Linked DNA regions of Homo sapiens: region 2 is linked to region 1. A link is a contact called in ENCODE Hi-C or POLR2A ChIA-PET data. All regions are on one chromosome and are shown on one strand. Each heading gives the region's core, a stretch centred on a gene start or an enhancer-like site at or near the end of the contact. The rest is flanking DNA. Distances are from core to core; before and after follow the strand shown. Region 1 overlaps PRKCE (protein kinase C epsilon). Region 2 overlaps LOC124907762 (a long non-coding RNA gene).

Region 1 (5,622 bases), core at 2,582-5,081:
TAATGCTGCTGCTGGTCTGACAGGAGGTGGAGCTCAGGCAATAATGCTTGCCCACCCACCAATCACCTCCTGCTGTGCAGCCAGGTTCCTAACAGGCCACAGACCAGTACTGTGGTCCCCTGGGGATTGGGGGCCCCTGCTGTAAATGGTGCCTATTATTTCTAACATCCCGTTTTCAGTGGATTTTATCTTTTGCTTTAGAGATGCCAAGCACCCATCAGCCTTTGACTGAAAAATTCCCCAAATTTAGCTCCTGCCTCACTCTCCTTGCAGTTCCTACAATCCTTTCTGCCCCCCAGTTTTCCTACCTGCCCAGCACAACCTCTCCAAAAAGGATCTGAGATTCACCTATGTTGAACTTATAATGGCCCTCGCAGAGGCTTTCTGTTTCAACAGGGTTGAAAGCCTGGCACTAAGGAGTAAAGCAAACACAGAGGGGCTGGAAGCAAGAGGGATCACTTTATTTTTTAGAATACCAGGACTTTAGCGTCTCTGAATTCCCAGCTCTCAGGAGCTAAGTCAGCCTTACTCACTTATACACAGGCCCTGGTTTCCATGTGATAGTGATTCTAATATAAGCTGACCTATCATAGCATTGATCCTTCCTCTGCTTCTCTCCATAGGCAGGAGTGTGTAACACCAAGTACAGTAGTCACAATACCTACCTCCTTTCCCCCCCCGATTTGGTTGAGCAGTGAACAAGTCTCAGAGTTAAAAACATTTTTCCTTGCAATGTTTACCCTGACTTTCTCCTGCTTTACCTATTACCTCTTGAATGAAGTATCTACTGCTATATAACAAGTTATCTCAAATTCAGCAGCTGAAGATAGTAATCAAGATTTATTGTGTCATTCATTTTCCGTGAGTCGGTTTCTGTAACCCCATAGCCTTTAGGGCTGCAATGCCTATGGCACTAAAAGTCTTGTTATTTGTTTGAGGGGGGAATGTCCCATTTCACTTGGCACATTTCACACCCTTTCCATGTTCACCAAGTAGCACCTGGGGACAGGCAGAGACCCCATTTAGACTTTCAGTTCAGGAGCAGCTTTAGCTGAGGAGCCAGGCTTGTTAGCATTTCAGAGGTGTAGCAGCCTGCCTTGGCCAGGGCAGTGCTACTCCATTGCCAGGATTCTTTTTTTTTTTTCTTTGAGACGGAGTTTCACTTTTGTTGTCCGGGCTGGAGTGCAATGGTGTGATCTTGGCTCACTGCAACCTCTGCCTCCCGGGTTCAAGCGATTCTCCTGCCTGAGCTTCCTGAGTAGCTGGGATTACAGGCATGTGCCGCGAAGCCCAGCTAATTTTGTATTTTTAGTAGAGACGGGGTTTCTCCATGTTGGTCAGGCTGGTCTCGAAATCCCGACCTCAGGTGATCCACCTGCCTCGGCCTGGCAAAGTGCTGGGATTACAGGCGTGAACCACCGCGCCCGGCTGCCAGGGATTCTTAAGACTGTGGTAGACCTCAACCCCAGCCTCGCCTTTGCTACCTGTTCCCAGGTACTGCTTAAACCAAAACCTACTGAAAAGGCAAGTGGGTGACTAGCGTATGCAGGGCTTAGATTTTTGGATTAGGAAAGTGACACTTTCTTTAAGTAAAGACACAACTCTTGGGCTTTCCTGAGGTCAGCAAGGTGTAGGATGGAAGGTGAATTTTAGGAAAGAAGTTGGGTAATGTAGAACCATTCCTACTTTCCCCCCAGGGCCCTAAAGAATGTATACCTATAAGAAATCTGGCTGAGATTTAAGGCAGGGCCTGTGGCCAGTAATATTTACCTTCTAGACAAAGATAACTCACTCATTTGAGGAATTTGGTCGCTACTTTTACTTCATTAGCACCAAGGACTGAGCTAACTGGATCTCCCTTAAGCATCTGTGGCCTCAGAATTTTTTCTCAGGTTCATTAAACTGAAAACGCCCACCACCCCCCTTCCTTTTTTGTTCCCCTCTTGGCAGTTTTCATTTTCTCCAAATGGAAGTTTATAGATATGCAGCTCAGCATTTAGCTGATGTTTCTCTTGGTTGCAGAGCTATTAGAAATAGACTTTTTTCCTCACACAGTGACTATTCTTTTCCCAACATTCTCATATCACTATAGAAGACAGCTCCGGGGGAGAGAGGAGTTGCCAAGCCTTAAGGCCCGAATAACTGGGAATCTGGCAAATTTCCTGGACTATGATGTCCCCTGGCCTGGGAGAAGTGCCAGCAGCGGGGGTGTCAGGGAGAGGCACTGTGCTGTGTGCATGTGCGTGTCAGAGCTCCTGAGCCCTGAAGGAGCATGAGTTCGATTCTGGGATGCTTTCAGTTATTAAAAGCATTATTGCTTTTGACCTTCTCATCCCTCTCTCCATGTGCAGAGTTTTGGTCAGTCTCAGTGGAACATAAAAACTGGTAAGAAAAAGTTTAATTGAAGCAGGTTTTTGAAGCCAAAGGAAAAGATATAAGTTCCACAAGAGCTGTGGCCATTATAGCTGTTTCTGTGGAAAGACTTGGGGCTTGTTCACCTATATGAAGCTTCCTAAGGGACGTCTATCTCCCAGTGCCCTGCCGTGGGGACTAGATGGGCCTGGGTCGATAGAAGGGAGGATGGAAGGAAGGCAAGCTCGTTTCCTGATCAGTAGGAACCAAAAAACCAGGGAGAGTAGATTGTGTTATGTAAAATGAGTCCCTCTGCTTTCTGGGAACATGTGGGGTTCATTTAGGTAATTACCAGCTCAGACTGGGTGGCATAATAATCATCTTTACTTGTTTTTATTTATTTATTTTTTTAGACCGAGTCTTGCTCTATTGCCCAACATGGAGTGTGGTGGCGTGATCTCGGCTCACTGCAACCTCTGCCTCCCTGGTTCAAGCAACTCTCCTGCCTCAGCCTCCCGAGTAGCTGGGATTACAGGTGTGCGCCACCACGCCCGGCTAATTTTTGTGTTTTTACTAGAGACAGGGTTTCGCCATGTTGGCCAGGCTGGTCTAGAACTCCTGACCTCAGGTGATCCGCCCACCTTGGCCTTCCGAAGTACTGAGATTACAGGCATGAGCTACCGCGCCCGGCCATCTTTACCTCTTTTATCCTCTGTCTTTCTCCATTTCCTTTGCCTTACCATTCTTTCATTGCCTTTTATCTCCATTTTATCTTCAGATTCCCTGAAATTCTTCCTTCCCAGGTCATCTAATCAGAATACCCACCTGGTCAGCATTCTGGGCGCCCTGCCGGGACTCCAGATCTCTTGGGAAAGACCATTATTTTTCTTTTTAATTCTGACTTTAAAATTAGCAAGTGCTCAAAACTGCCTTAGTAAAGAAGGAGTTTGAGGAACTAAAAAGTTGGCTCACTGCGGTAGTCTGGGAAATTGTGCAGGCACGTACCTTTGAGAAGCTCTGTGGAGCCCAAGGTGAGGTAGCTGGGAGCCTTGTGACGTCGAAGGGTGTGATCTTGAGTTCACTTTGCTTTAGTCTCATGAATGTGGCCTGCCACTGACTGGGTGATGTGGAATGGCTGCTACGAACAGCACTGGAAGGGTGTGGGTTTTTCAATAAATAACCCCATAGCCTTTAGGGTTGCAGTGCCTATGGCATTAAAAGGCTTGTTATTTGTTCGAGGGAGGAATGTCCCACTCTACTCGGCACATTCACACCCTTTCCATGTTCACCAACCAGCACCTGGGGACAGGCAGAGACCCTACTAAGACTTTTAATCCTGCTGTCCACAGGCCCGTTTTAATACAGCATTTTAGAAGCATGAGCAGTGGCCAGAACCTGGCCTCATGGAACGTGAGCTCCATTGTGCTCAGGTGCCCGAGAATGCAGCAATTGCTCAGTTTCCTGTGATTCATCTCAGATCATCACTGGCACCAACAGGGATTCTGGTCCCACCCTTGGCTGGTGCCCCACTTGGCAGATTTCCCAGGCTGGGAGCACTCTTTGAGCTTTCAGCAGGTCTGCCTGGAGGCTTTTTGCTCTGTGGTTTCCTCCTGGAAGTAGTAATTTTTACTGGGTACCAGAAGCATGCAGTAAAGTTCCACCATGACTGTAATATGTAACTGTGAATGGATGGAGGAGGGAATGAACGAATGGGCGAATGAATGAATGAATGAATATAGACTAGAGGCTAGCAGGCTTCCTGCTTAAGTGAAATCACTGCTCCTCGGTGCTTCTTTGTGTTCAACACAGTGTGCTTGGCATCAGAAACCATGGGGCAGTGAGATTGGGGTTTGGCATCTTCTTTTCTCACATTATCTGTCAATCACCATGTTTTGACTCAGTTTACTCTAATGCTGCTGTGCCTACCGTATCAAAGTCTGAGATTTTCACTTTTTTTTTCCTATGTAGTGAACACTAGCTGCAGTTTTGTTTTCATACCTGGACAGAGCATAAATCCTGCCATGAACACAGCAAAGATCATTCAGAAAGTGAAGAGGAAGGAGAAACAACGGTTCATGTTAAACTTGAGATGCTAATCTTGAAATGCCACCCGTTCTCTTCTGATTAGATTACATGCAGAATAAAACATGCAGGCAATCTCAAACCTCTCCTCTCAGACGTTTCTGATTCTTATTGTGTGCCTCTCTGGGAAGATACAGATAGCATCGAATAATCTCTCTGAGGGAATTAGTTGCTGTTTCCTCTTTCCTGTTTTGAACAAATTTTCTTTAATGCATTGTGTGAGTACACATGTAGAACATATTCTTTGACATCACATAAATATTTACACAATATTTAAAACTCACTGTCATGAAGTATTTATTTCACTTGCAAACATTATCATCTATTGTTCTATGGAAAATTACAAAATAAAAGGCACGGCTGCTTTGATTTTTAGTACCTGGTTTTGTTTGTTTTGTTTTCTTTCCATTGACCTTGCATATTTACCAGTGAATTTATAAAGTCAAAACAGAGCATTATTGAAAGGGAAAATTAAGTAGACTCCCCAGAGATTGAGAGGTAAAGTTTGCACCCTAGCTTCTGTGAGGAGCACCTCCCAGTCATAATCACTGTACTCTGGACTATCATGGCAATTTCTTGCTTTGTTAGCAGAGACCTGTCTATTAAGGACCAAATCCAGAATATCTGAGAACAAAATTGAGGGAGTAGCCATGGGTTATCCCTTTGTGCCTAGAACATTGCCTGGAATCCAGTGTCCACATGATAAACATTTTTAGGATGAATAGCTTATTATATACCCTTGCAGAAATTTTCCATCCACAGTCTTGCTTATATGCGTTTGAGTGTATTCTTTTTTTCTCATTTTATACAAATAAATACACACTATCGACATGTTTCTTAGTTTTCTTTTTCTGCTTAGTTTCTTGGTGGGCTTAGCATAGCTGCTTTGTTAAACCGCTGCATTACGTTCCATTATGTGGGTGTGCCATGACTTAATCAGTCCCCCTCAGCTTTCTTTTCTAAGTATCTAGGTGAGAGCAAGGGCAGATGTGTGGGGAGGTGGGTGATCAGCAGCTGACAGGAAACTTCTACACACACAGTTGGGTACAAGTGGGACTAGGCTATTTTGCCATCCTTGGGAGGCGTGGATGGCTGGGCCAGGGTGGGAAATCCCAAACTGACATTTACTGTTGGCTGCATGGCCTTTCACAAGACAGTTATTTAACCTCTTTGTGCCAAAAGTAATGC
Region 2 (5,754 bases), core at 1,775-4,274, 440 kb after region 1:
CGAAGAGACACGTCCTAAATTTTCAGTGACTGGCGTTAGAGTTACCAGACTTTCTGGGGTGGACACTTGATGGGTAAAATGATTCCTGACTCAGTTTCCTTCTCTGCGTAGTGGACACGATACCCCAGCTCCTAGGCTTTCAGGACTCGGTGGAACCAGGTGTGCCATTTGCCAGGCCTAGCACCAGCACAAGACCTTCAGCAGTAGCTCCCTCCTGCCCCACTGCCACTCCTGCCCACACCCCTGATATCCGGGCCATCAGACTGAGAGGTGCTCTCTGGATGCTGTGGGAAGTTAGCAGCAGCCTCACAATGCCCCTCCTGGGTCCATCTCCTTTATCCTGTGTATGGATTGGTTACAGTCATGGGGACAGGGTGGCCACTTGTTCTGCATTTGGATTCCTTGTTACTCTTTTCATCATTTGAATTGGGAAGCAAGGGGCTGTGGTTACAGAAGGACATCCCAACAGGATGCACTGTTGGTGTGTCTCCTGCCCTTACCCCCAACACCTTTCTGCACTCTCCCTTCCTCCCCCAGCTGGGCAAGAGCATTAAGGTGTGATCTGACTCACTAAGCTGCCTTCTCCCAAACAAAAGAGAGCCAGAGCTTTTCCCCAGCCCACTGGCAACGGTATGGCTCCTCTACCATCAACAAACCTAATCAAGAACTGACCATCAGGAGTTCGAGACCAGCTTGGCCAACCTGGTGAAACCTTGTCTCTACTAAAAACACAAAAAATTAGCTAGGTGTGGTGGCAGACACCTGTAATCCCAGCTACTCTGCAGGCTGAGGCAGGAGAATCGCTTGAACCCGGGAGGTGGAAGTTGCAGTGAGCCGAGATCGCGTCACTATACTCCAGCCTGGGCAACAAGCACAAAGCTCTGTCAGGAAGGAAGGAAGGGAGGGAGGGAAAAGAATTGACCATATACACATGAGCCTTGTGCAAGCGAGGAGGCTTCCAGCAAAGGAAGAGAGTGAGGGTGGGTGAGGCTTCAGGAAGGAGGCAAGTCTTAGGTAAGTCTTGGAAATGGAGGGCCAAAGGTTGATGGAAGCAAGAAGGCATTCTGACAAGTCCTACAGATGACATTTCATTCACCAGCTCTTTTGGTGTAACAAACGTCTATTGGGCACCTACCAGGTGCCAAGCACTGTGGGCCATGGGGATGTGAGAATGAACAGAACACGGTCCTTGCCCTCCAGAGGTTCGCCGGAAAAAGCACTGTGACTAACACATGTTGTGGCAAAGCAACAGTAGTCACCAGCACCAAAGGGGAGGCACCAAACAGTGCCTGGGGAGGCCAGGTGGGCATCAGTGGGAGGGCAGTGCCTACGAGGGGCTTGAGACATAGCGTAGCAGTCAGGCGCAGGTTCTAGCACTGGCTGCATGGGTTTGCACCCAGGCTCTGCCAGTTACTAATTCTATGAGCTTGGTCAACTTACCAACCTCTCTGTGCCTCAGTTTCCTCATTTATAAATGGTACCCACTTCAAGAGGTTGTTGAAAAGATTATATGAATACATGTAAATCACAGTTAGTACAGTGTCTGGCTACTGGGTCTGTAAATGTATTTAAGATTGTCTTTCATGCAATTTACCTAACAAATGTGCACATGTACCCTACACCTAAAAGTCAAAAGAATTTAAATTTAAATTTAAAAAAGATTATTGTCTTGATGGCAAAGCAGGCATCTAGCAGGTAAAGAAGGATACAGGAAAGGTGTAAAGCAGAAAGCAGGAACAGCACGAACAAAGGCAAGGAGACGGAAGCGTGGGCCGTGGTTTGGCATGGCTGCTACAGGGGAGTGTGTGGTGAGAATTAAGCCAGAAGGGTGAGCAAAGCCCAGGTCTCGCCAGGCTGCGCACACCTTGGAGGTTGTGGACTTGATTCTGGAGTTGATAGCGAGCTCCTCCGCCTTTTTGTAATGATCGGATTGGGCCGTTGTATTAGGATTGTATCAGATTTGGGGACTGCATCATGCAGCTGGCTCAGGAGCTAGGAACTCACTACTACAGAAAAGAGAGAAAGAGGCCCTAAACTAACACAGGGCCGCAGGAATGCAGAGGCAGCAAGGACTGCGGCCTAGAGATGACTAGATATGGGCACGGGCAGGACACAGGGTGGCCTGGGTGAACCACTGAGCCACAAACCAGGACCGGGGAGACTGCAGCATGAGCAGGTTTGGGGCTGGAGAAGAGAGACAATAAAATAATAGGTGCTAGGCCAAGATCTAGGAACTTTATATGAATTATTTCATTTAAATCCCACATGGGGGGACCTTTGAGAAGGGCACAGCTATTATCCATATCTATAGATGAGAAAACTGAAGCGTAGTGTGATTGAAAACCCTGTAAGAATCAGAGCTGTGATGTGGTTTTCAGAGCCTGCATCCTCATTTCTGGGCCCCACGCTGACTTGGAGACACCTGAGGGCAGAGGCTGGGCATCTGGGGCTGGGCAGAGGCTGGGCATCTGGGGCTAGGCAGAGAGGCCTGGGCTGGAAGCTCTCTGTCGAGCCACAGGAGAGATAAGACTGAGATTGGCAGGGAGTGTGAGAGAGTGAGGAAGAAGGCAAGGCCGGACCACGAAGAAAGGGGCTGTCACAGAGGGTGATGGGTAGGCAGAAGTCCAGCCAGCCAGGAACCCATCCCAACCCCGGGATCCAGCAGGAGCCTTCCTCAGCCCTCTCCCCAGCCCACAGGGAAGGAGTCCAGCCCTAAAACTTGGCCTTTTGCCTACCTGCCCTGCCCACAGAGCACACACAGGCGGCCTGGCCCTCCTCCCGCGCCTAGAGCTGGTTGCACAACCACCTGAGCTGGTGAGGCAAGGATAGCGTTCCCTTCCTCCCCAAGAGGAGTCCAGAGGCAAGGGTTAAAAGGATTAGGCTCAGCTTTGGGAAACAAAACCAACTCTAAGTGGAAAAACACCAGCCCTCGCTGGGCTATTGTGAGGCGCAGTCATGGTTCCCAGTCCATATGTGGACAGGGCCTAGGATCTGTTGACAAAAGTGACTCAGGCGTTTACCTCAGGCCCAACGCCCGCTGGCCCAGGTCCCGTCTGGGTGTGTCATTGGCTCAAGTGAGGTCCCATGAATACACACACACACACACACACACACACACACACACACACACACACTCTGGAGCCAACTCTCTGAGTTACCCAATCCCAGCCAATTCACCTGAAGCACCTGGCATTTCTTTCATCACCCAACAGGTCATTGTGCTGAGCTGTCAGTGCAGAGGAGGCTTAGCTGGCTCCATCATTCACATCACAAGCTTCATAAATTCCTGAGGAGAGTGCCAAAGGCCGAGATTGCTGCAGCACTTTCACTGGGGGAAGAGGAGAGGCTAAGCAGGCAGGTGGTCAGGGAGAGCCAACAGAGGGAGAAATTCCAGCCTCCGCTTACTCCCCCTCTGTCACTTGGTTCCACCACATGTAGCGGCAGTGTCTGGCCCCAGTGTGCTGAGAGAAAAAAGAGAAAACACACACAGAGAAGTGGGGATCACAGAACATGGAATGTGTGTCCTCAAGGGCCCTTCCAGACCTTTAATTAGTGTGGCTCTCTCATTTACAGATGAAGAAACCATTTGTCAGACATTCAGCGGGTGAAGGACAAACAAGAGACAGAATCCAGGGCCTTCAACGTCCTCTCAGTGCTCTTGCCCCTACATCACACAGACTCCAGACAAGCAGGACTGGAAGAGGCTAAGATGACCACGAGCCTGACCCCACACCTGCTACTGGAGAGACCCACAGCCTCCTCATCTGGGCTCTTCTGGCCACATGGCACAGCCTGGTGGGGTAGGTTTTACTCATTGTGGCATCTCTGGTACCTGGGGCACAGTAGGTTCTCAGAAAATGTTGCATGAGTTAATCTAATGGAATACCAGTTTATCCCATATGGAAGTATGCTAGCCGCTTTTTTGGAAGCCACGAGAAATTTAAAGCAGACTTTAAAAAAAAAAATCATGTATCACTTCGCTTCAGCCTGACAAGATTTTTTCTGGCTGGACAAGAATTCTTGACAAACCTGCATTTAGGCAGGTAAGTTCCCCTTGTGGCATACCTGAATTGCTCTCTCTCTCTCCCGCAAGCAGGTGCCCAGGAAGCAGGAGATGGAGGTAGGTGAGACAAGGCTTTCCCAGCTAGCCGTGGTGGTGGGAACACCATGATCAGCTTCCCCACGACATACCCAGCAAACAGGAATCTTAATGAAACTACCAGAGCTGCCCGAGGCACATGCCCTGCTCCTCTCATCTTTGGCACAGCTGAGCATGTGTTGGCCAATAGCCTATGCTGTACCCAGAACGGGTGCCCAGGATCAAGTGGAACCTTCCTGGTCAGCTGGGAAGACAAATGCTGAGAACGTTTCTTTACCAAACATTCCTGAGTACCTCTTCAGGGCCAGCCCTGATCCAGGCCCTGAGGATACAGATGTGAAGGTATATAGGCCTGCTTCTGCTCTCATGGGGCTCAGAACCCTTCTTACTGTTCCAGAAACACAAGGGCAGCTGTGTTGATGTAGCCACGCTGGCCCCATTAGATGAAGTTGGACAGAGGGATGGATGAATGAATGCACGTGGTGAAGAGGGGAGGTTCAGGGCCTTGCTGAAAAAGATGAATATTAAAAAGCAAGTTAAGAGATAACAATGCTTGAGAATCATCAGAGCAAACACTCGCTGAGCCTTTCCAGTGTGCCAGGCCCTGTGTGGAGTCCTTATATGTCTTTATTCACTTAATCCCTTACCTATGCTGAGGCCATTAACTGTTATCATCCCCATAAGAAAACTGAGCCCAGAGAGGTTGCTAAACTCACAGAAGTCACACAGCTGGGAAGTGGCAAGTGAGAACTGGAACCAGGCACCAGGGCCCTGGTGCTCAAATGACCAGCTGGCATGCTTCATAGCTCCCTTCAGAGGCTTCTAGCCGTGTTAAAGCTTTGAACTGAATGAATCAGGTGGGATCATACATGAGTTGACAAAAGGGTGGTAACACCAAGGGACCTCAGAGGGTGACGCTGCTTTGGCATTTCTTAGCAAATTTACCATGATCAGAGTCTGGCCTTAACTGACCAGGAAGAGGACTCCGTCATTCATGCAGAGATGAAAATACTTATTAGTAATCAACTGATGCTGATCCAATGCAGAAGAGAGCTATAAAATCCCATCTAAATGCATTCATTTACATTGGGTGAGGTATATGAGTAATAGTGACCAGAATGCTCACTGCTGTCAGGGGTCACCAACCCAGGAATGGGGCATGGCCACTGTGAGACAGGAGTGAAATCAGCACACAGGAAGCAGAGAGCACAGGAAAAACAGGTCTCTTGCTGAGGCAGTCTGCCCCAAAGGTATAGCACACCTCTCTGGTCATGGCCCACTAGACCTTTTGCTGGGCAGTGGGGAACCATCTAAGAACCAGACCAACCTAGGCCCTGCCTCACTGAGTGTATGGTCCTAAGAGAGAAGCCAGACACTAAACATGTCATTACGGGCGGGTGACAGTTACCCAAAGACACACTGAGGATGCTCTTGCAAAAGAAAACTGTATGACCCACATTCCCCAGAATCGAGTCTCCTCTTGCCTGGGTAGACCTGGGTAGACCTACAGGGAGCTCACCATCAGATTTGTTCCTCTGATCCCCACTTTCTTATATCCCATGATATAAGACAGATGACACACTCCTGGCTCTTAATGGACCTAAATGACCTCTCCTGTCTCAACCTGGGACATCCAAGTGAGCTCAGTTCTTTCC

The links. Hi-C counts contacts between places; a loop is a spot of excess contacts on that map. ChIA-PET counts read pairs that join two places held with the same protein, here RNA polymerase II (POLR2A). Pooled maps may share reads with other maps.
Region 2: a loop to region 1 is called in a pooled map, with 8 times the contacts of the local background. The contact joins two enhancer-like sites. A Hi-C loop is called at or near these places in 1 of 50 pooled maps. POLR2A ChIA-PET finds 5 or more read pairs at or near these places in 2 of 52 experiments (HCT116 and MCF 10A).

The regions. Positions count from the first base shown.
Region 1 is chr2:45,960,565-45,966,186 of GRCh38, forward strand. The region is part of intron 2 of PRKCE (protein kinase C epsilon); the gene reads left to right. It overlaps LOC124907761 (a long non-coding RNA gene), which reads left to right. Exons shown (of 2, transcript XR_007086305.1): 1 at 1-2,887; 2 at 4,321-5,265. Among named protein-coding and RNA genes, the nearest start is that of PRKCE-AS1, 290 kb to the left of the region's middle. RefSeq lists an enhancer at 2,870-4,069 and a silencer at 3,686-3,980. Within about 2 kb of position 3,832, at least 16 of the 41 ENCODE cell types and tissues checked have a DNase peak (open chromatin) inside an H3K27ac peak, as active enhancers do.
Region 2 is chr2:46,406,232-46,411,985 of GRCh38, forward strand. LOC124907762 (a long non-coding RNA gene) reads right to left here. Exons shown (of 2, transcript XR_007086306.1): 1 at 3,178-5,754. Among named protein-coding and RNA genes, the nearest start is that of LINC01820, 15 kb to the left of the region's middle. RefSeq lists an enhancer at 2,635-3,209. Within about 2 kb of position 3,025, at least 21 of the 41 ENCODE cell types and tissues checked have a DNase peak (open chromatin) inside an H3K27ac peak, as active enhancers do.